3 separate regions of the Mus musculus genome follow, and regions 1 and 3 are each linked to region 2. The links are chromatin loops, found by intact Hi-C in ENCODE. Cell type or tissue: left cerebral cortex. All regions are shown on one strand.

Evidence for each region. Peaks named below come from ENCODE experiments on the same cell type or tissue, not always from the same donor. Only the 100,000 strongest peaks of a DNase experiment are listed, where the experiment ranks them.
Region 1: it touches region 2 in a loop (4-fold over the local background); 13 of 42 quality-filtered maps call a loop at or near these places.
Region 3: it touches region 2 in a loop (2.6-fold over the local background); 8 of 42 quality-filtered maps call a loop at or near these places.

The regions. Positions count from the first base shown.
Region 1 is chr5:9,068,744-9,076,743 of GRCm38, forward strand. It overlaps Gm31449 (a long non-coding RNA gene), which reads left to right and starts at 4,960. Exons shown (of 5, transcript XR_868245.2): 1 at 4,960-5,194. In left cerebral cortex, CTCF peaks have their summits at 280 and 4,654 (motif pointing right); DNase peaks (open chromatin) are centred at 318 and 4,679.
Region 2 is chr5:9,423,468-9,431,467 of GRCm38, forward strand. It overlaps Elapor2 (endosome-lysosome associated apoptosis and autophagy regulator family member 2), which reads left to right. Exons shown (of 22, transcript NM_172706.4): 9 at 4,223-4,403; 10 at 4,938-5,066. Among named protein-coding and RNA genes, the nearest start is that of Mir879, 52 kb to the left of the region's middle. In left cerebral cortex, a CTCF peak has its summit at 4,295 (motif pointing left); a DNase peak (open chromatin) is centred at 4,296.
Region 3 is chr5:9,263,436-9,271,435 of GRCm38, forward strand. It overlaps Elapor2 (endosome-lysosome associated apoptosis and autophagy regulator family member 2), which reads left to right and starts at 2,683. Exons shown (of 22, transcript NM_172706.4): 1 at 2,683-3,021. The coding sequence starts at 2,836. In left cerebral cortex, a CTCF peak has its summit at 3,280; DNase peaks (open chromatin) are centred at 2,560, 3,369 and 4,111; H3K4me3 peaks cover 2,249 bases; H3K27ac peaks cover 1,833 bases.

The DNA of each region.
Region 1 (8,000 bases), 350 kb before region 2:
AATTACATCTCACTTCTCAAAAGAGACTCCATGGTGAGCAAGACAGGTACATCTCAATTTGTGGTCTTAGCTAATGTGAGAACACGGAGGTGGCAAGACAGGCAGAGGCAAGAACACAGGGGCTCTCTCAGGGGCACTTTCTGTGAAGGGCCAGCAGCCTTTGAGTTTTTGACAAGGCTAGCCACAGTGCAGAAAATTAACAACACTTCTCCTTTCAAATGAGGGTGCTTTGCTCAGTTCCTGCTCCGTATGGAACAAGCTGCCCTCTGGCACGGCCCACCTTGTGGTTGCTGGGAGCTTAGTAATCATGTCTGCCAAATTCTGGCAATTGTCCTGGTAGTTGCTGAGCTTGTGAGTCATTCCTTTTCCTCATGCTGACTCAGTGGCCAAAGCATGAGCAGTTGGGCACTTCTGCAGGATAGAACAAAACAAGGTTCAGATTTCACATCAAACCTAAACAGATAGGCTAAAGGCTGGATGTGGAAAGCAAAACTGAAAGACAGAGCAAAGTGTAACAGGGCTTCTGGGATCTTGAACCAAAAATGCTTTTTAAAAATAAAGCACATGAAGTGTAAACACTGAGGAAAAGATTAATAGATTGTGTCAAAATTAAAACTCCTGTGTATCAAAAGATGTAGGGGGCACAGAGGTCCTTGCATTCACAGAGAAGCAGTAAGAGAGCAGTTAATCACACAGGGGTTTCTCCTCAATGGAGGAGACAAAATCAAATACCTGCATTCCATCCAGAAAGCTGAGAATGGATTTTCTTAATGATCTGTTGATCTTTTTGCTATCTGTGGACACAGACCTCACCCAGTTTTTGCTACAGAGGCAGACCTCACTCAACCCCCCCAGAATGATTATCCCAGACTCTTCCCTCACTAGACCATCATAAGGGGAGATGTCACAAGTATTTTATGGCCTGCTGACCTCTGTGCTATCGGTCAGAGACCACATTAGATTCTAGCTATAGAACCCACCCTCATGGTCACATGTACTCTGTAAAGGAGCTCCTGTGTACTCACACCTTACGATTTATCGTGCCCCTGGAATTGGACTGATTGGACTGATTGTTGCCTGGAAACCTTTTCCCACGTGGTACTGTGTACAATGGACTGCTTGCCATCAGACTCCCTGAAGTCTGATCCAGGTTGACAAAGTCAATGTGCTCCAGGTCTTCATTCTCTCTGCACATTCTTCCCCCTGTCTGACACCTTCAGGGAGCCTCTCAAAAAGAAACCTTCAAAAGCTGAAAATGAAAACAGTTGTTCAGCATGCAGGCGGGCGGGGTTGACAAGTAGGAGACTGATGTGCTGAAAGCTTGCTGATTAAGTGCCATGCAGTCAGGAGGGTGTTACTGGAGTAAGCTTTGAGGTTTCAAATGCTCAAGCCAGGCCCAGGCTCTCTCTCCCTTACTGCTGCCTGCAGATTTAGAACCCTCAGTTACTTCTCCAACACCATATCTGCTTGCATGTCACTATTCTTTCCACCATGAAAATAACGGACTAAACCTCTGAAGCAATAATCTGTCCCCTGTTAGATATTTTCCTTTATAAGAGCTGTCATTGCCATAGCAATAAAACGCAGCTAAGACAAACATTCTCATGAGACAAAAGCAGAAAGACCTGGAGCTGTCAGATCTGACTGAAGTAAAGGGAGGTGTGACAGCATTAAAGTCTCATTCTCACACTTAGCAAAAGGTAGGATTCCAGCGAAGAAAAGCCACCTCCAAAGAGCTTCAGCAAGATGTTGTCTAGAAATGGGGCCGTGGTGCAGGGGACAGAGGCTTTGAAGGGCACAGAGAGGCAGATACCATGTAAATAAAGAGATTTGACTGCATATTCATATAGTTTTATAAGTTCAGGAGGCAGAGTCTCTTTTTAAACTGTTTTTTTTTTGTACAGTCAGGATAATTCCAGTGGCCAGGTTTATCACAAAGAATATTTATGTACATTTCTAGAAATTAATGTGGAACAAAATATTTCTACATGGCAGCAATTCAACTTTGTTTTTGAAAAGGTTGATTACAGAAGGTTATGTTATTAGTGCATCAACTGATACATGATATTCAGTGTCTCACAGAATCTATGTGGTGCAATTAACTAGCTTTTTGGGATAGCTTATTTTTCGTTTATTCATCACTGACTCCCAGAGATGCTTAACTGAGGAAGGGTGACTCATTCATGGCGTGAGCAGCCCCATCACATAATATGGGACAGAGACTTAATATAAACAGAAAAGAAGAGAGAAGGCAGATTAGGACCATCTTCATTGATCTCTGCTTCCTGGCTGTGGAGAGGATGTAACCAGCTCGCATGCAGCTCTCTCATGCCCCTGCTGTGAGGCCTTCCCTGCCATGAGGAACCTCAAACTATGAGCCAAACAAAAATAAGCAGATCAACACATCCTTCCTTCCTAAGTTACATATTGCCATGCTTTGGTCACAGCCATAATTTAAAAGTATGTCACCAAAGACTCAAGTAACCACTATTCTATTCCCAGCTTCTACAGTCACTGACTTTTTATGTTGTCTTTCCCATGTAATGCCGTCTGATTATATTCATGTCTTAAATGACAGAATTTCACTTTTATGGGTTAATAGTACTATGTATATAGATGTACTATTTCTTTATCTTTCCATCAGTTGAAGGCTACTTATGTTCCTTCACCTCTAATTTCCTTGGTTGTGCTAGAAACATGGAAGTGCAGATGTCTCATCAAAACATTGATTTTATTTTCTTTGGCTATATTACCCAATAGTGTGAGTGCTGGATCAAAGGAAGTTGCATTTCCTCTTTAAACACTATTGTCTATGTATGGGTGTATTGTCTGTGTGTATGGCTGTGTGCCATGTGTGTGCCAGGGGCCTTGGCAGGCCAGAAGAGAGCATCAGATTCCTTGGAACCGGAGTTACAGATGGTTGTTAACTATCATATGGATCCTGGGAATTGAACCTAGATCCATTGGAAGATCATTCAGTACTCGTTACTGCCTATCTATCGCTCTAGTCTGTTTTTCCCCTTTTGGAGCATGTCTTAGTTAGGGTTTTACTGCTGAGAACAAACACCATGACCAATGCAAGCCTTATAAAGGACAACATTTAATTGGGGTTGGCTTACAGGTTCAGAGGTTCAGTCCATTATCATCAAGGCAGGAACATGGCAGTCCTGTCATCCAGACAGTCACGGTACAGGCAGAGCTGAGAGTTCTACATCTTCATCTGAAGGCTGCTAGTGGAATATTGGCTTCCAGACAGCTAGGAGTAGGGTCTTAAAGCCCACACCCCCAGTGACACACCTACTCCAACAAGGCCACACCTACTCCAACAGTGTCACTCCCTGGGCCAAGCATACATAAACTATCACAGAGCATCTTTCATTTTTCTATAATATCTATATGAATTTGTATTAATATGCAAACAATATGCTTTGCATTTCCATAGTTCTGAAGTGTCTGTGTTATGGTTAGCATGTCTTTTGGGTTGGATATCTTTTCTAGTTTTATTTGTAGATCTTCCTATTAAATAGTTTACATTTGGGGGCTCAGTCCTGGAAATCCCTCAGAGAGAATAAACTGAACTGCTGTGATAGCAGCAACTGCACCATGGAAGATAAAGAAATACACTTAAAATCTGTTAAAACCCACAAAGATATAAGCGACGATCACAAAACACAAAATGGCAAACTAAAGTGGACTGTGCTATGACGTTAAAACGATTAGCAAAAGTATAGAAATAAAAATGGAGGAGATGAAGGGAGGGGTGAGGGAAATAGAGTGCAGGGGAGGTAGCATGAGATGAGAAGGAACAAGCGGGAAGAATGGGATAAAAGGGAAACAAGGGGAAGAGATTAGACAGGTGGGAAACAAATGCCAAAAAATTCTAGTAATATAAATTTTCTAACCCAATTAGATAAATGTGAGAAGGGAAATTACAAATCACTCCTAGATTCCCCAGTGCTCCAGGACCTTAGAGGAGCCTGACTCCTAGGTTAGAGCCCACACACACTCACTGGCACCACACCTCCCGGTCCCTGAGGACCAGCACAGAGCTCACTCCCAGCACCTTGGGACATAAATGGAGCTTGCTACTCAGGATAGAACCACATTTCCCTTCCTCGGCACTCTCTTCACAGCTGCCCGAGAACTGACATGGATGGAGCCTGTTTCCAGAGCCTTGGCACAGAGTGGCACTCATTCCCAGAGTTTTCTTTCAGGTGACATCCCCAGCGCTCTGTCACCCTAACATTCAGTACCTCATGTGGGGGTGCCCGTCAGCTTGCCCCACCTCCCAGAGTTTGTTCATATGCCTGTATCTGGTACATACATTCTGATTGTTAAATGAGGCCATATTCCCCCCAAAAGGTTTTATTTCCTTGCTTGCTTTGTTCTGTGACAAGGGCCAGCCATACTGCCCAGGGTGGCCTCAAACTCACAATCTTTTTGTGTTAAACTCCCAAGTAGCTGGGATTGCTGATGTGTCCACTGCTCCTAATTTCCTTTGAATGCCCCTGCTGCTACTTGTGTAGCACATCAGGACACAGAGTTGTTAAATATTCATGCTGCTCTTTGTAATCGGGTTTTTGTATGTGTGCCTGTGTTTCCAGAAAGCCTAAGCAGCATGGTCATTTTCTTTCACTATTTCACCTGTAGGTGGTACCCTAAAGCCTGGCTTTCTGTAAGTCTGTTGTGTTAGCACTAGAGGGTAATCCAAGCCCAGACTTGTCACAAATAATCAGTGAGCATATTACTCAGCAGGCGCTGGCACAGAACTAAAAAACTTAGTCCATCCCTGCAAGTGGGTGGTACTACAAGGCTCTTCCTGGGGCGATGATGCTTTACTCCTAACCAACGGATTGTCAGCACTGTTGGAGAATGCCTCCCTTTTGACAGCATCACAATAGAGGGAGCAACCCAGGCTCCCATGTCACAAGGGTGGCTATCAGTGCTGTGTCACTCTCTAATGTGATAGCCTACCAAGACCAGTCCAACCTGGTATTCCTACTGCTGAGATGGATTCGTGTCCCATGCTGCTATACTTGGCCACAGGGGATGCTATCTCAAGTAGAAAACTGGTGCACTGATGCCTCATGTCTTCATTTAACATGAGGGCTCTTCTAGAGACTTCATCTGCAGGAAGGCCCAGTGGTGGGGGCTGCTCCGTGCTAGGTCTCGGCAGCTGGTGATTAATTCCAAGGTAAAGACATGTGCTTGCCACCCTTTGCTCTCCCCCAGAAAATGTATCTGTCTTCACCCTGTGCTACCAGAGGTTCGGACAGTGCTTGTGAAAGCAGTCCCTAAGCCACCAAGGCTGATTCTAAACTGTGTTACACACGAATCTCTAGATGTTACTACATCTATGCTATTTTGGCTGGTGATACAATCCTAAACTTCTGTCTGTCTCACTAGGGTGAAGGTACTCACCCAGTGCTAGAGTAGCTAGCTTGTCAGTCTGGAGGCACTCACTTGTGGGTAGCCCTGCTGCTGGAGGCAGGGAAATGGAGGTAGGGAGCCTGGTGCCTGGTTCCTGTCTTTTCCTGTCACTTTTCATTCATGCCTAATTATATGGTTTGGGTTTTTGACAGTCCTTGAAACTTTGTATTTGAGGTTTCATAGAGGCCTGAATTTAAGATGTATTCCTTCCAGGTTGTATAGCTGTCTGACAGAGCCTGAGGGCACTGCCAACCAGAACCACTTTGAATTCTGGCTTTGAGAGTTTTTCATGTTCTAAACTACCTTTGTGGTAGGAAAGTAGGGCATGGGAAATGAGGCATCAAGATTTACCAATAATAATAATAATAATAATAATAATAATAATAATAATAATAATAATAATAGACTGGTTGGCAGAAATACTATTATCCTCTACCCTGGAGGGCCACATGTAAGGAACAGAACACAGACAAGAAGAGTGTGTTTTACACGAGTGTGGGAGAAAGCAAGTGCTATATAAATGATGTATGGGAGGTTGTGAAGCTGGGAGGCCACAGATTTTGAGCCTTAGACCTGTCTAATTCATTCCTATCCTTGGGAATGACATTCTTTTTATAAGTAATATGTCTCTATTTCTGTAATTACGCATGTGTCCCTCATCTACTTCTTTGTTCTGGGGACAGAAGAACCAGAGGGTATCAGAGCGTGTTCCCCTGGACTCAGACTTGTACCTAGCAAATCCTAATAATGCCCTTTGGAGGCTAAGGTCCTATCGGGAAGGCATTTTAAGACTATACATTTTTATTGGTCTTAACTTTCCTTTTCATCAGCCAACATGAAGGTTTGGAACAATCTATTTTCATTCTTTCCTTGGAGAAGCTTGATATTTCTAATTTAAATTTACAGTGGAGTTGTAGCCCTGCAGGATAACAGCTTAAGTGTAGAAGATGGGAATCTCATTTTACCCCCTTCTACCTGGATTCTGGATTCAGATCCTTCTCTGAAGCTTCATCCCTCACTATGCTCCTTCCTTTGACTGCTAACTTCATTGCATCAAGAGAAAACGCTTTATTCTTTGTGTATAATTTTTTTTTCCTCCACACACCTTCCATATGCCTGGCTCACATTGGTACCTTGTGAATATTCCCTGAATAGGAAAAGGCAAGGCCCTTTGAAACTATAGATTTATTTCAAATATGGAAATGTTCTCTTTTCTTTGAGAACATAGAAGCACCAGAGAGAAGCAAAAGGAAGAAAGAAATGCACTCAACTGTTCCTATGCAATTACCGAATTCTTGGAAACAAAAAGCAAGATGCTGCAAGGCCATTTCAAAGCAGAGGGAGTAGATCATTCGGATGTCTTTTCTCTTGTGGCTGCCAGATAATTATGCTGCAGAAGTCATTGCAGGGCTCAGATGTGGTGTGACTGTCAATCTCATTCATCTGTGCACTGGCACTAGCTCTACAGGGCTTGTGTTTGGCAGAGTGGGAGAGAAAAGATCCACAAAAGCTAAGTGAGAAATAGTCACATTTGAAAGTGATTTTACTTCTCAAGGTGATCTACTGGAGGGTGGAATACAAAAGAGCAATAAGCCCTTGAAAACCAGTTCAACTTCACCAATAATCAAGACAAAGCAAACTCTACGGCATCATTATGGTCAGACTGAATAGGCAGCCATCCTAGTCAGCGGTCTAGTGCTGTGAGGAGACACCATGATCACGGCAACTCTTATAAAGGAAAGCATTTAATTGGGGTTCGCTTACAATTTCAGAGGTTTAGTTCTTTATCCTCATGGAAGGAGCATGACAGCACACAGGCAGACATGGAGCTGGAGAGGCAGCTAAGAGTTCTACATCTGGTTCCACATGCAGCAGGAAGTAAGTACACTGGGCCAGACTTGAGCATTTGACACCCCAAAACCCACTCGCAGTGACTTCCTCCAACAGGACCATACCTTCCAACTCCTGCCAAGTAGTGACTCTTCCTAACGAAGAAGCATTCAAATATTCGAACCACCTCACCAGCTTTATGCTTTCTAACCTAACATCCAGAATTAGCTAAAATGTGGAGCATTGGTCACTAAAACACCAATGTAGAAGATTCTGCCAAGAAAGTAATTTGACAAAGTTCTTTTATATCTTAAAAAGGTATACCTTATCCTGATGGTTAATGATTGGCTACAGGATCTAAAATCTCTAAAAAGACAAGCATATGAATGTGTCTGTGAAGGATCATCTACATTTAGTTAACCAAGGTTGGGGAGACCCACTGTAGATGTGGGTGTGACTGTTCTGTGGGCTGGAGTTCTAGACCAAACAAAACGGAAAGTAAGCTCAGGAAAAGTCGTCATCGTTCTTTGCTTCTTGAGTGTGGATGGATATGACCTGAAACTCCTGTCATACATCCTGCTTTCCCCATGATGAGGGACTTCCATCTGAACTATGATAAACCCTTTGTCCTCAGGTTGCGTTGATCAGGTATTTTATCACAGCAATAAGGAAAGTGAAAGGCAATTCCACTTGTACAAGTAGATTTAATAAAGTCATTTTTCCCATATTTGCTACAAATA
Region 2 (8,000 bases):
GAGGTTGTCAGTGGCCCTACGATAATGCCATGTGAGGCTACTTTAATTTAGAACATACACATAGAGAGTTGCCGCTAAAAGTGCAATAAAAAGTATTGTGTAATACCTTTAACATAAACCTTTCTTAGCTAAACTTGCCTAACTTATTGTTAAAAGTGAATTTAATTTATTCTATGTAATCACAATTAATTCAGTATTACTGAAGAATGAATGAATGAGATCTATTAATGCATTATATCTGAACAACATGAAAATATATTAAAATCATATTTGTTACATTGCTGAGTGATTTAGTGTATCAGTGAGTATAATGCCAGTGACCAGTTTGATAATATCTGGCTGACATGGCCTAATAGAATTAAGGTCATTCATATTCAAATATAATTTAGAATACACACACACACACACATACACACACAGCACTCACTTACAAGCATGCTGAATGCATATATATATATACATGAAATGTTTTTCATATAAGTCAGAGAATCTTTCATATAAGTCAAGAATAGATTCTTGGTATAGAAGAAAATAATGTGTCCATGTTTCATAAATTCAGTTCACTCCTTTTTAAAATTATTGACTATTTTATTTATTTACATTTCAAATGTTATCTCCCTTCCTGTTTTCCCTGCAAACCCCATCCTACCCTTCTTCCCCTGCTTCTATGAGGGTGCTTACCCACATACCCAGCCACCCACTCCCGACTCACTGCCCTAGAATTCCCCTATGCTTGGGCATTGATCCTTTGCAAGACCAAGGGTCTCCCCTCCCACTGATAACAGATAAGGCAATCCTCTGCTACATATGCGGTTGGAGCCACGGGTCCCTTGATGTGTACTTTTTAGTTGGTGGTTTAGTCCCCTGGGAGCTTGGGGGTGGGGGTGGGGCAGGTCCTGATTGGTTGATAGTGTTGTTCTTAAAGACAAAGTCTCACTACATAGCTTGGGCTGGCCTAGAACTCTGTGTAGAGCATGCTGGCCTTGAGCTCACAGAGATCCACTTTTAATGTTTAACCTAAATGATCATGAATATTGTAGCTCTTCTGTAATCTTTACACTAGTCTGGTAAAACTCTGTTGAGAGGGGTTTGGTTTCATAAAACCATTTCATGTTTGCATCTCACTTTCTGCAGAATGAGCTGGTTGTTGGTGTCTCACCTGCACTGTGAGCCATCTGGTTCTAAGCATCATTAATATTAATTAGCATCTTTCCCTGTCAGCTACACTAGGAAACATATGTCTCTGTTGGAAAGACAGAGAAGCAGTTTGCCGTGTGTGGCAGGAAGGTTTGTAAGGAACATGGATCATAGAGAACTTGTACCTTGATTTCTCCATGTTAAAATGTTCACAGTGTATTTTAACTTCTAAACGTCTTCTTTGCTTACATTGGAAGAAACTGGTTATTTGGCTTCTCAGATATATTTGCATATTGTATTGTTTTCAGTCTCATCAGAATGACCCTCCTTTAATGGTGCTGTTTGCATCTCTTGGGCAAGTTGTTTAATAGCTGTAATCTGGGGCTGGGGAGATAGCTTAGTTAGTAAAGTGCTTACCTTGAAAATTGTACAGCATAAGTTCAGTCTCCAATACCCATGTAAGGAGCCTGGTGTGGCAGCATGTGTTTGTAATTCTAGGGATGGGGACATAAAGCCAGATCCCAGAATTTGCTGGCCAGCCAACAGCCTAGCCTAATTGTAGAGCTCCAGGTCAGTGAGAGACTGTATCAGGGTAAAAGCAAAACAAGGTGGATGGAATCAAAAGAATGATGCTCAAGGTTGTCATCTGGCCTATCCACGCGTGCATAACTTTAATGTGCAAACCCAGGTTTCCTTGTTTGCGAACCTGGGGACAATAGTGTCCTGAAAAGGCTGGGAAGATTCTTTTCTGACATGGAATCTTTTCTGTTCTTGTGTAGAAACAAAATTTCCCCAAATGTAGCTGCTCATACATTTCTATGAATGTGAGTCAGAAAATTAATGAACTTACTAGGATCTCAAAAAAAATTTTTTTAACTTGTTAACTTAAACTGAAGACTTAAAGTCAATGTCTCTCCTATAATTATTTGTTTAGATTCTCTGAATTTTATGCTGCCTTTCTTGAGGGGTAGTTGAGGGCATTTTATTGATATAGTATCTAATTTGATGTTTTTAGCTACTTAGGAGGAGTTAGCTGGAGTGGCCATTGTTTTATAGATGGTCAGAGAGGCGGAGCCATAAAGTAGAGCATTAAAGCATGTCATGACATGGACCATAAAATGAATATGGAAAGGGATCTATAAAAAGAAAATAATACTACTTATCATTCTAATGAGACATCCATTTTCTTAGCATCCTTCTTCATACCAGATAGTGTATCTTCCACAAGCATATTTAAGGCTTCAGTTGAGTGGCATTGAATGTCTGTTTTGTACAGTTCTTACTGACTAGAAACAGAGGTGAAGGACTGCCTGTGTTTCCTGTTCTCCAGCTGCAACAGACTTCTTGTTGCAGAAGTTGTTTTAAAGGACAAACAATACTTTCAAAAGTTTATTGGATGAAAAGAACAGTTACTGTCTCTTCTAAAAACCTCTATGTAGCTCTAATATTGGTTGTTATATTTTTGCTGGAATACTCCACCTACCAGTGTTCACATTCCAGTTTTGTTTTAGGACAACTAACCTATCTATTATTCTGCTTTTTAACTAAGAATAACTAATTTTAGCATGGCCAGCTTTTGGGGTGTAGTTGAGTTACCACATTTTTTAAATTCTGTTTTGTGTAAAGTAGGATAATGAGAAGGGCTGTGATTGAGTGCTCTCCTGGAGAGCAGAAGGGTGTATTTTTCCTGATGCTCAGAGCACATAGAGAAGGCCATAAGAGTTTCTGGAGAGAATAGTTTAGCTACAATCCTTTTTTTTTTTCTTGGTTAATTTTTTTTTATTAGCTACAATTCTTATTATTGAAAAAGACTTGGGAACTACTAATACTTATGAATCATTAGGATTGTACATAAAGTTTCATCTCTTCTTTTTGAAAAAATAATATTTTTCTTTGATGATTACTCCATGCAAAGTGTGATAAGAAAGGCTGTGGCGGGTGTCAAGGAAGGGAGCAGTGGAGCTAGCCAGTAAGCAAGCAACATATTGCTGGCTACACACGGAAGTGAGCAGACGCAGGGGCAGCATTTGTTTGCTGTTATTTTTGAGATCATAAAATAACTGCATCATTTCTCCCTTTCCTTTCCCCCTCCAAACCTCACCTCAAATACCTCTCCTCACTCATATTCGCTTGCTCGTTTTAATTCTTTGTTTGTGTAAATCACACACACACACACACACACACACACACACACACACACACACACACACACACCTGCATGGTCTGGTCTGTATATTGTTGTTCATATGCATGTGTTCAGAGGTGAGCACCTGGCAGTTGTTTACACCTTAAGGAGGGATTTGTGATAAGAAGCATGCTGTCTGTATTGTAAGGGTTCTTACTGCTTAGGTTCAAAGCTAGCGCAATGTATTGATTGTTTCCAGGGACGAGCGAGCTGGCTCACTTGGTAGAGTGCTTACCACACAAGCATGGTTGTCTAGAACTCACATTAAAAAAATGAATGTAGTACCCCACTCCTGTATTCCCGGAACTGGGGAAGTAGAGACAGGAGGACCAGTGGGACTGGCTGGCCAGCCAGTCTAGCTGAATCAATAAGCTTTAGGTCTAGTGAGAATCTGATTCCCAAAATAACCTGGAGTCACTTGAGAGATGGCTCATCTAGTAAAGTCATTTACTACGAAGCACCCTACAAGGTGCAAAGAAAAAACCATCTCCTGCAGGTCCTAGTCCCTCCCTCCTTCTCCACCTACACACACACACACACACACACACACACACACACACACACACACACACACATTTACACACTTCCTCTCTCACATTAAACGAAGTTGGGTAGCAGTTATGAAAGACATCTTCATATGTGCATGTGCATGCACACACACACACATACACACATAATGGTTATTTTCCTACCTATTTTTCTCCATATTGTATTAATGAAAGTTATCTCTTTTTCTCTCATTGTTTTCTCACTGTTTAGATTCTCTCAGCCCTCTCTTCTGTTCTCCACTGTTGATAATTCTTTAGCTTGTCAATTTAGCATCTTTGTCATAAAGATATTGCATGATTTACTTTTAGTTTTAATTTTAAAAGCTCTCTCTCTCTTTTATTTTTTTCTCAGACACAGATAATGTACAAGTGGATAGAGCCAAAAATCTGCAGGGAGGATCTCACAGATGCTATTAGGCTGCCCCCTTCTGGAGAGAAGAAGGATTGTCCTCCTTGCAACCCAGGATTCTATAACAATGGATCGTCTTCTTGCCATCCCTGCCCTCCGGGGACGTTTTCAGATGGAACAAAGGGTAGGGTGTCTATCATGAATTGCACGATCAGTAAAACATTCCTGATAGACTTGCGATCTTGTTCTCTAGTGCTTTTTTTGAAAAGTTTTTAGAAGACACATTTCTTATTTTGTCAAAATGAAGAGGTATTGAGAAATGTTGATAATGGGACTCTTAGGCCATGGTGACTTATCTGACGAGGACAGTCTTACTGGTGTTTTGTGTGTATGGCCGTCTCCTTTAACAATAATACATTTTAGTCTCTGAAAGTCAACCCTATCCTATTGGGTAACCGTGGATAACCACTCACTCACCAAGTTAAGCATAATATGAAGCACTGTACAAACAAAACCACCAAATATGTACACGTGCATCCGTACTGTATCTAGAAAAATTTTCCAGATCCATTTTGAAAAAATTGCTAAGGGAATTGGTGGTCATGTAACATCTGTCCCTCATATTTGTCTGGTAGTTTTAGTGCAGAGGTGCTTGGTTCCGAGAAAGCTGTTCAGATGCAGCCTAATGTGATTGCATATACTCACTCATCTTCTGCAGAATGCAAGTCATGTCCGGCCGGAACAGAGCCAGCACTTGGGTTTGAATATAAATGGTGGAATGTCCTCCCTGCCAACATGAAAACTTCCTGCTTCAATGTTGGGAATTCCAAGTGCGATGGAATGAACGGTGAGCTTGGATTCTACATTAACTGTTGTGGCAGCGAAGACACCACTCATTTTTAGCTTTTTAGACATACCAGACATATTTGTGAGGAACTTGGTCTTACTTGGCTGGGTGTTCATCTTCCAGCCCTTATATAAAACTCAAGCAACCAATCAGATGCCTTTCCTAAAGTAATCACAACCACAGTGCTTCTCCCCTTTCCCTGGCTCCACTTCCTTTAGTTTCAGCTTTCCATAGTCAATAGCCGTTTATAAATACCAATTAGAAAATTACAGAAACAAATACTTTACATTTTAAATGGTCAAGTGTTCTTAATAGCCAACGGAACCTCATGCCATATTCTTTTTCCTTTCAAGCCTAGGATGTGAATGACTCCTTTGTGTGGTTACATCTGCTTCCTGTCCATTAGTGACTTAGTAGCCATTTTGGTTTTTAGATTCAGTGCTCAGGTTTCACAATATCTGCGTTTAAATAACTCTCTCAATAATAACTTCAAACCACAAACACACAAAAAGAACATGCCAAAGAAAATCCATCAAGCCCTGGCTCCCTCCCTCCCTCCCTCCCTCCCTCCCTCCCTCCCTCCCTCCCTTCTACCCTTTCAGCTGAAAATGCAAAAGTTCTCAACTCAATAAAGAGCGAGCATAAATTGTACACTGAAGTTGCTAAAATCCATGGTAAGGAAAAGCTTTTAGCCATTAAGTTGTGAAGAGGGAAACATGACTTCTGTGCCAGCGTTACTCTCGCACCTCAAAATGGCAGGAATTAAATGGTGGTAAGTGCTAAGATAGGAAAGGTATAAAGTGGTAGGGCTTGGTGTATCCTCTGTGGGGTCTCAGAGCTTATTTCCCGAGGATGGATGCTGCGTGAGAGGCTGGAAGGGGACAGGCTGGTGTATTAACCTGGTGTTTTATGTAGTCACTTTTCAAGTAGATATTGAACTTCATGTTTAAAGTCACAAACACCAGAAGAGATGTCCCAAGGAGGGCGACAATACCTTAAATCATTTGGAGCAATAAGTTACTAAATTCTTTTGGTTTGGCTCAGTACTGGGTTAAGCATGGTAAAGGGTGAAAGATTTCAAATTCTGATTTTCAGTGAAGTCCCTCACTATGTTCTTAAGATGCCATTAAATCCCACTTACTGAAGCCTTGCAGCAGAGTTCTACAGGACAGTTGCTAACATTCTTTCAACTCTCCTTGTTGGTCATACTCATTTTGAAATCTGAAATGTTGCTGTTTGCCAGGCATTCTAAAGAACAAGAGTAAACAATGTAAAAAGGAGTAAACAACGGAGTCCATCCATCCCCTTGTCAGCTCACCATCATTTCCATCAGCTTACTTTTCTCCATCTTACATTTGATCCTTGTCTCTAGGTTTACATAAACAGTTTTAAAATTGCATGCTTTGAATCAGTATCTCTTTAAAACAGATTTGGGACATAGGATATGAAAGTTCACGTGAGTGTAGAGATCAATGGAAAAAAATGGAGGCTTGAAAAGTTTTGAGTCAACAGGTGAGTGAAAGACCAAGATGTGATATATATTAAATAGGAAGTGTTCTTTATTGAAGGTAGCAGAAGGAAAGGTAGACAGGACAAAGGAGGATGTGCACTTGTTTAGAAATGTTTCTTTGGAGCAAATCCAGTCTGCGCAGCTCAAGTCACATGAGTTGGCAGTGGCAGGTTGATCCACTCATAAACACCATTCGCAAATCAGCAGTGACAGGCTGATCCAGAAGGAACTACAAGACACTCCCAATCAGCTTGAGTCCACAGAAGCAGCAAGAAGCCACTGGAGCACCACCAGAAGTTTTTGGTGTGTTTCTCTGTATGAAGTCATGACAAAAGATGACTAGCAAAGAATCGCAAGGTGTACCAATACTATCTAGTGCTGTCCACTGTCCGTTGGGCTATATTTATCCTTCCCAAACATGTGCTTTTTCAAATATGGGCTCTCCCAAAACACCACATGCCCTTTTTCCAGGCTGTCTACAGAAAAACACCACGTGTCTGTTCTTAGTAAAATGTTCTCCCATGTGTCTGCTTCAGCATAAACCTCCTCTCAAAAGACAGTTTCCACTTAGACTTGAACTTTGTACAAGGAGATAAGAATGGGTCAATTTGAATTCTTCTACATGATAACCGCCAGTTGTGCCAGCATGATTTGTTGAAAACCAGAGACACTGAAATTAATAGAGGAGAAAGTGGGGAAAAGCCTCGAAGATATGGGCACAAGGGAAAAATTCCTAAACAGAACAGCAATGGCTTGTGCTGTAAGCTCAAGAATTGACAAATGGGACCTCATAAAATTGCAAAGCTTCTGTAAGGCAAAAGACATTGTCAATAAGACAAAAAGGTCACCAATAGATTGGGAAAGGATTTTTACCAATCCTAAATCTGATAGGGGACTAATATCCAATATATACAAAGAGCTCAAGAAGCTGGGCTCCAGAAATTCAAATAACCCCATTAAAAATGGGTTACAGAACTAAATAAAGAATTTTCAACTGAGGAATACCAAATGGCTGAGAAGCACCTGAAAAAATGTTTAAAACATCCTTAATCATCAGGGAAATGCAAATCAAAACAACCCTGAGATTCCACCTCACACCAGTCAGAATGGCTAAGATCAAAAACTCAGGTGACAGCAGATGCTGGCGAGGATGTGGAGAAAGAAGAACACTCCTCCATTGCTGGTGGGATTGCAAGCTTGTACAACCACTCTGGAAGTCAGTCTGGTGGTTCCTCAGAAAGTTGGACATAATACTACTGGAAGATCCAGCAATACCTCTCCTGGGCATATACCCAGAAGATGTTCCAACTGGTAATAAGAATACATGCTCCACTAAGTTCATAGCAGCCTTATTTATAATAGCCAGAAGCTGGAAAGAACCCAGATGTCCCTCAACAGAGGAATGGATACAGAAAATATGGCAC
Region 3 (8,000 bases), 160 kb before region 2:
TTTCATTTTCCCTTAGTTTTAGATATTTAAGTTTCATTTACCTTTTTTTTTTTTGTTTTACAAATAACATTGATGAAGTGTTGGTCTTGACATTTTTATGTGCGCATTTGATCCCTCTCCCATGGCTGAATTGTTTGACAAAAAAAGAACACAGAGAATGCAAATGATACATAATGGCTATAATAAGACTACAATAATTATGGAGAATGTGAAAACAAATACTGTAAAAAAAAAAGAAGAAGAAAGGAAAGCAAACAGCTGTCTTGCTATTAGTTTATTAGAAAACCTCTGCCAACAGCTTTGGTTTTGTTTTAACCAGGCTTCTTCAATAAACCCACCCCAACTGCACACCCTACTCTCTCCTGCCACACCTGGAGACCAGCTACTTAAGGTGAGTCTCCAGGTTTTAAACATTGATAAAGTATCATTGCACTTCCTTAAGTCTCTTAGTATTCTCTGAAAATACAACTTTAATATCAGTATAGTTTTACCACAGGAAGGAGCATAACTTACTTAACTATCCCCCTTTTGGGGGCACTTAGGCTATTTAATTTTTAATTAAACAACAGTGAATGTAAAATCTTGCTCTCCTTAATCACTAGTTCTTAGATGGCTAGAATTAAAAATGACCAGAAAGACAGAAAGAACATGAAGTTGGGTGGGTAGTGAGGTGGGGAGGATCTGGAAGGAGTTAGGGAAGGGAAAAATATCAATATATAGTGTATGAAAAAATTAAATAAAAATTTAAAAAGCTAAAGGCGTACTCATACTTTGATAACTCTAATTAAGTTTATTCTTTGGCAATTTCAAATATGTTTATAATGTGCTGTGGTGCCTCCCACTTTTCCCTCCCTTATCTTCCTCCCATTCCTGTTTTCCCGGACAGGTCCCTTTCTACACTCAATGCTTGCTTTTTTGTTCTGTCTTGTCACCACCTGAGCATAACCAGGGACATCTGTGTGAATGTGGGTTGGTAGCTCACACATTCACCTGGTGGGCTCACTTCTGGGGACACAAGTGAACGCAATAACTGTCCCTCCTCCAGAATTCATCAGTAGTCAATAGTTCATGAAGGAGAGCTACAGTCCCCTGGGACCCATGATTTCCTGTTAACAGCCCAGTGCACTGGGCGTGGCTGATGTGAATTCAGGACTGTGAAGGCTATGTGGTACTTAGAGATAGCCTGAGGCAGCCCTCCTCTTTATCTTCCTTCTGGCTCTTATATTTGTTTGGTCTCCTCTTCCATCATGTTCCCTGACTGAGTAAAAATATTTTAGTATGCTGTCAAATTGTTTTCAAGAATATCCGTGTTCCGGAGTGCATAATCCACACGCACATTTTCTAGAATTGTTCTCATTCCGAGGTTCATATAGAAACACTTTTATAATATTTCATTCCGCTTACATAAAATTTATGTTTCAAACATTCGCTACTTGAATTCATACTTACTAACATTTTTGTGCTTAGAGGATTTAAATTTTTTGGTCATTTAATATTGCAATCTGGTTTACTTGCAAGAAGAAAAATCTATGTAGAACGTATGCCTGTAGCTGTGGTGCTGTTGATGTAGTTCTGTGACTGTTGTGTGTTACTGAAGTTCACCTCTGATGTACCCTGCACAAAAGAAAAGCAATGTATACTTAGTAACTCTAAGCTGTTTAATCCTTTAAGAGGAAATTATTAATTGAGAGTTACAAAGAATGCTATTTAGGCAAATCTGTACTTTAATCTACTTATGTTGAATAAAATGGGCTTTGTTTTAATAAAGAAAGTGTTTTTAATTCATAGACATATGGTTAATTGTTGACAAAGATAATATAAATTTGGCTCACATAAATTCTTGGTGGATTAAAGAATAAAAAAACAAACAAAGGAAATAAAAACCGAAGCGATAACAGAGCCACCTACCTGTTTGGCTACTCCTAAACTGTAAGTGGAAGAAAACCGAAAGGAAATGTATATATATTTGAGTGAACGTAGCTGCTGCAGACATATTCAGGTCCATTTATATTTAGTGTGTCAGTTGGGTCAGAGGATCCTTGAGCTCCTCCCATTGACATATCACCCTTCACTGCCTAGTGTGTGCGTGTGGGTCACATAAAATAGACCACCACTGCAGCTTTTGTACAGGATAAATGCTTTCCCAGAAGCAAAAAGGTTTGTTCGCCAAAAGCTACACATCTGTATGAAATAATACCTAAATCAGCAGGAAGTAGGTTTGGTACCACCACTTTTTTCCCATCTACTGTGAGGCAGGCACCCTTCCAAGAGCTTTGTGCACATCAACTTAATTAACCCGCATGGCGACCTCACGTGGTGGCTACTGTTATCATTTTCATTAAATAGATGAGATAACCGAGCTCAATACTACAAACCTCAGGCCTCTTTCCTCTCTGCCATTTCAGCAAACCCTAATCTTGTAGAAATTCATTCTGAGGCGTGGATCCTTATAAGAGATATCCCTAGGGTGTCGACAGGGGTCTAGAGAGGAGCGACACTCCGGAGTCTCTGGTCTCTCTGAATCCCTCAATCTTGTCACAAGGCTCCTGCGCGGTTGGCAGCGCCACCGCTCCACGCGTGCTGGGCTGGGCCTCAGCCGCAGCCCGCGCCACCTGCTCCCGGCTCCCGCGTCCCCGCCCCACGTCCCGCCCCCGCGCCGCGCCCGCGTCCCACGGTCCCTCCCTCTGGCGTGACGGGAGCTCGGGCGCCGGCTGCCCGCGCTGCGAGCGGCCGAGCTGTAAGCGTGCAGATCAGCCCAGTTGAGCTGAGCCCAGAGGAGGCAAGAGCACGGTCCTCGCTTCCCAGACTCCTCGCCGGAGTCCATTCAGTGCCGGGATGCTGCTGCTCACCCTGCGGCGGGCGAAAGGCAGGGATCGGGGGCGACCGGCCGGGGGTCCCCGCCGCGCGCTCTCGCTGCCCTGGAGCCCCGCCTGGATTTGCTGCTGGGCGCTCGCAGGCTGCCAGGCAGTTTGGGCTGGAGACTCGTCCTCCTCTGGCCGCCCGCTTCCTGCGTGCCAAGAGGTGAGCAGCACCGGGTCCCCACTTGGAGTTTGAGGCGGGGTGTGGGGTGGGGCGATCTCGGGGACCTGGGCTCAGAGTGACCATCACCTTTTTCGGGTTTGGAGGACAGGGGCGTTCGTTTTGCCCAGGGATGAAGTTGCTCGCCCCTGCTAGCTGGCTAGGAGCGGGTGTAGAGGCTTTCTGTCTTTCTGGTGGTGTATTTCTCTCCGTGCTGGTGTTTGGGGGTTTCTGAAGGACTTTGCTGCGCCCCCTTTGGAGAGCCAGGTCTCAGGACCTGGGTTTGAGAAAGAAATTTCAGGAAGGGGAGGAGACTGGGGAAGCCCTGCCCCATAGGATTTAGAAAACTAAGGCTTTATAGCTTTTGAGAGACCTAGATACTCACCCTCCCTCTCCTGATTTCTCTGCTCCCCAGTCTCCACAAATGCTTTCATCCAATTCTCAAGCTCTCAGCTTTCAAATACAGAACAGTGTGGTCTCTTGACATTCTGGCAAGACATGGATGTGAAGAAGGCAGAGAAGAAAGTACTTAGGAAAGAGGCGGGTTGGTGATGTAGAAAATTAGAATGGGCAAAGCAAATATGTTCCTTTGGGGAGGTTCTTCACCTGGTTGAAGTCCTGTAGCTGAGTACTTTACAGTTTAAGATCACTGCTGCTTTATAGCCAAGAAGGGTACATTCTGGGTGATTAGATCTTTCTCCTGCTTTTGGGAAAAACGAGACTTACTGTGCCAACAATTTCTAGAGGGTGTCACTGGAAGTTGCTTTGTGTGTTTACCTTTGCCTTTCATGCTCCAGAAAGTGCCTTCTTTTAATGAAAATCAATGAGGGGAAGGAAGTAACATTTCTGACCTACTTTGAGTGATTCTGTTGGAGAAGAGGTGAGGCACACACGCTGTTTTAAGGAAGATTGCTAGGAATCAGGGTGACAGGTTCTTTATAGGTATCCAGCAAAAATAGGTTAGCCATTAGCTTCTTTTGAGAAGAACGGCAAGATTCTGTTTCTGTGCTTGCTGGAACCACTTCGGAATGAGAGTATCCTCCTTTTAGACACCATCCATCATCCCTGGGTTTTCATCTTCTTCTCTTACAATACATGCCCCAGGGCAGCCCACAATGATGGAAAGTCAGATGGCAAGCTTGGGTGTGAATATGCAGCTGTACTGTAGCTAGTGAATCGGGGCAAAGTCTTGGCAAACAAACAGCTGTGCATAATTTCAGCTTGTGCTAGTATTGGTTCGATATGTATCCTGCCACTTGTCACCTGGGAATAAACCAGTGTATGGGGTTCTATAGAATTCAACTTTTTGGACATCCACAACTGTTGTGGCAAGATAAGCTTTATTGTCCAGTTGCCCAGACACAGTTTATAGCACACGTTTCTTTAACGAAGTGAAGTTCCAAGTTCCTTGCAACACTAATTCTTAGTAGTGAAGAATTGAAGACTATTTTTGAAGTAGAAAGGTCAAGGCCACTAGAAGAGATGCATATATATATATATATATACATATACGTATATATATGTATATATATTTATACATACATATATATATACATATATACATATATATATATATATATATATATATATATATTCATTCTCTTAACCCAAGCTGGGTTCAAACTCCTTATGTAGCTGGTGATGGGTAATGAGTTTCTTATCCTCCTGCCTCCATACCCCAGTTGCTAGGATTACAGATAGAGGTCACCACATCCAGTTTATATAGTGGTGTGGATGAAACCTAGGGCCCCTTTTATTCTAAGCAAGCACTCTACCAACTGAGCTACATCCCTATTTCTAGACTATAATCATACAGAACTGAGGCATGGGGGTGACAGAATGTACAAGAAGGCGATGCTCATCCCAATTCCAGCCTTTCATCGACTTGGTTTTAGAAATTGTATGTGATCCACGCTTTTAGATCTTAATTTTGATTTTTTTCCCTTTAAAAATGAAAGAAGATAAAATCTATAGGAGGATGCTCCTGAGTCAGCCTCTGGCTAGTTTGTTTCTAGAACCAGTAATACACAGATCTACGTATGTTCTCCCTGCAGACTGTAGGCACTGTGGGTTAGAGACTCCACTGGAAAGAGAAGAGGCCTCCCACGGGCATAAGCATAAGCTGATTGTCCATACCCAGGCTAGTCAGCTGAGCTAATTTGTATTCTTGATCATTGTTTCAATCTACCATTATTTTGAAGAGGAAAATGAGGGGGTAAATGATTCTCAGGCTTTGCGGGTAAGGACTTCCTGTTCTGGGCATGTGAGGATATAGGGGATCCATCTTGAGCTTAGCAAGTTCCTCTGAGAGATAGCTATTGGACTATGATAATAAGGAGAATAAAGCAGCCATTTCTTGTCTATTATGATGGTTTAACCACTTGTTTTCATGTCCATATTACAGAGGGACTGGTACTTGCCTCCTTAGTGCTTGGAGTCACGATGGTCTACTCAGTCCTGGGTTTTCTTAACATTAAAGGGAGTCATTGCTGAACACAAGGACAGCAGCCCTGTGAGGTTCAGAGAGATCAAGAACAGCTAAGATCCGGGCCTTTAAGGCTGAAAACTAAAGCCAGGTCTTAATAACATGAATGTTATTAAGAGGGTATGGAAAAATTTGCAGGGTACTCTAAATCTCAACCTTCTATCAACATTTTTATAAAATAAGCCATGTTGTTACAAAGACTGATTTCTTTCCTTGCTTACTTGAAAAAGGAAAGAAAAGACCATGTAGAAAATTGGCCTGGGAGGCACCTTATAATGATTGCCTGAGATGAGACAGAGGGCCCTCCAAAAATATAATTGGGCTGTGGGTAGAAGTTTCACCTTAGATTTGTGGCAAATTGGACTCTGGAGTGAGGCTCTAAGAACAGGGCTATTAGAGTTTTTGGATGATGGAGGGGAGGTGAAATGATTGCTTTTGGAAGTTCAGCTGGGGACCAAATCAGCGGGTGGAAGTGCAAGCACAAACAGGAAGGGGCAGTCTGGGAGAGGGAAATAAAAATCAAGTCCATGAGCCATAGATACAGGGCGAGGATAGGATGCGATGGATGTTCCTAAGTGGAATCTGGACACTAGACCTGTATGGTGTTATTTGGGGTTTTGTATGGGGAAGGAAACACTTTCTGGGGTTTCATGTGTTTGTTTTGCACTTGTCAACTGACTCTAATCAATAACCTATTTCAGTATTAGGACATGTAATGTAGTACAGGAAAAATTGTATCAGTGTGAGAATTGTTTATTGCTAGATTAGTGCAGCTCAATGCTAATATTTCAGGAAGAATCTAGGGGGAGACTTCAAAGGCTCAGGCTCATAGCCTAGGCCAGCACCTGTGAATTTGAGTGGGATTTTTGACTAATTGACTAATTGGACCTATTAGGACAGCCAGAGGAAAAAAGTATCCAGGCCAACAGATGACTCAGAGTTGCAATGGAGATATTAAAAGGGAGCTCGTGAGAACAGAAAAAGAACAGAACTAAGTGGATTATGTATATGTTATTTAATTTGATAATTGCAACCAGAAGATCCTTGCTTGAGTGCTCTAAAAGCTGCACAATGTGATTCTACTGGTCTCCGAATTTTTAGTGAACGATGACTTTGGCTAACAGTTTTTATTCTACCAACATTTAGTGAGTTTATATTAGTTGCAGGCACAATATCATGATAAATATTACAAAATAAATATAAAGATATATGTAAGTAAGGATCAGGCAGATATGTAAAAAAGCAGTTGTAAGTAAGAGCTTTGTTGCCAAAAGAGAGACAAATGGCCCCTGAGCCCACAGGGAGGATTGGAAAAAGCACTGCCAAAGAGGTGAAGGGGGCTTGAAAGGTGAGCAGGAATTTGCCAAGATGGTAAGAGTCAGACGTGACCTCACCATGGCTCCCTTGAGGGAAAGGCATTTCAGGTGTAGAGCACAGATAATCACCCTTAAATGCTAAAACTAACTATAATTACAAATTTCAATTAGTGACTTTTTGTATTAGAATGACTTCATAAACAGTTTTTAGCAGAAGATGGCCTAGTCGGCCATCACTGGGAAGAGAGGCCCCTTGGTCTTGCAAACTTTATATGCCCCAGTATAGGGGAATGCCAGGGCCAAGAAGCAGGAGTGGGTAGGTAGGGGAGCAGGGCGGAGGGAGGGTATAGGGAACTTTTGGGATAGCATTTGAAATGTATATAAAGAAAATATCTAATAAAAAAATTTTAAAAAGACATTAAAAAAAAAGAACAAGGATTGTGTATATTAGTAAAAAAAAAGTGGTGGGAATGTAAAGCTGTATTGTGTCATAATTGGGTACAGCTGAAATACAGTGAGCAGCAAGATGCTTAATGGGAAGTGGATCTGAGAGGCACAGGAGCCTGGTCATGAAGGGTCTTAGGTCATGCTATCATGGTCTTCATTTAATAGGCAGCCAGGAGCAAGAGAAGAATTTAAATATTTATTTGGCAGTAAGGTGGAGGCCAGATTGGAAGAGTGCGACATGGAAAGAGGTGAGACCTCCCTGGAGGGGGGCAGTAACAGTTGTGGAGAAGGAAGGCATCAGGTCAGGGGTAGCTATGGAAGTGGAAAAAACAGGTGATTATGTTCTGGTGGCTGTGCCAGGGTAAGTCTACCAGAATCACGTGGGTTGGGTTGATATTAACTAGCAGGTGAGGTAGGAGTTATAGGATAGGATAGTGATAAGCCTTCCAGGATTTGGGAAGTGCTTGACATGTCCAAGCTTATGTAACCCAGAAAACAAGTAAATGAGGCTCTGGTCAAGTGCCCTGGGGGATGTCACATTGTCACCGAAGGAGATAGGACAGCTGTGTTTTCACACAGTTATCATAATGACTCCTGCTCGTTGTGCCTCTGGAGGTGAATTTTCCACTTCAAGTTCTCATGCTCAGAACCATTTTCCATGTTTTAGGCAAATGTCAGCAAGTATTCACACCGTCAATATTTACAATGTAAAACCCAGTGTTGATAGATCTGTG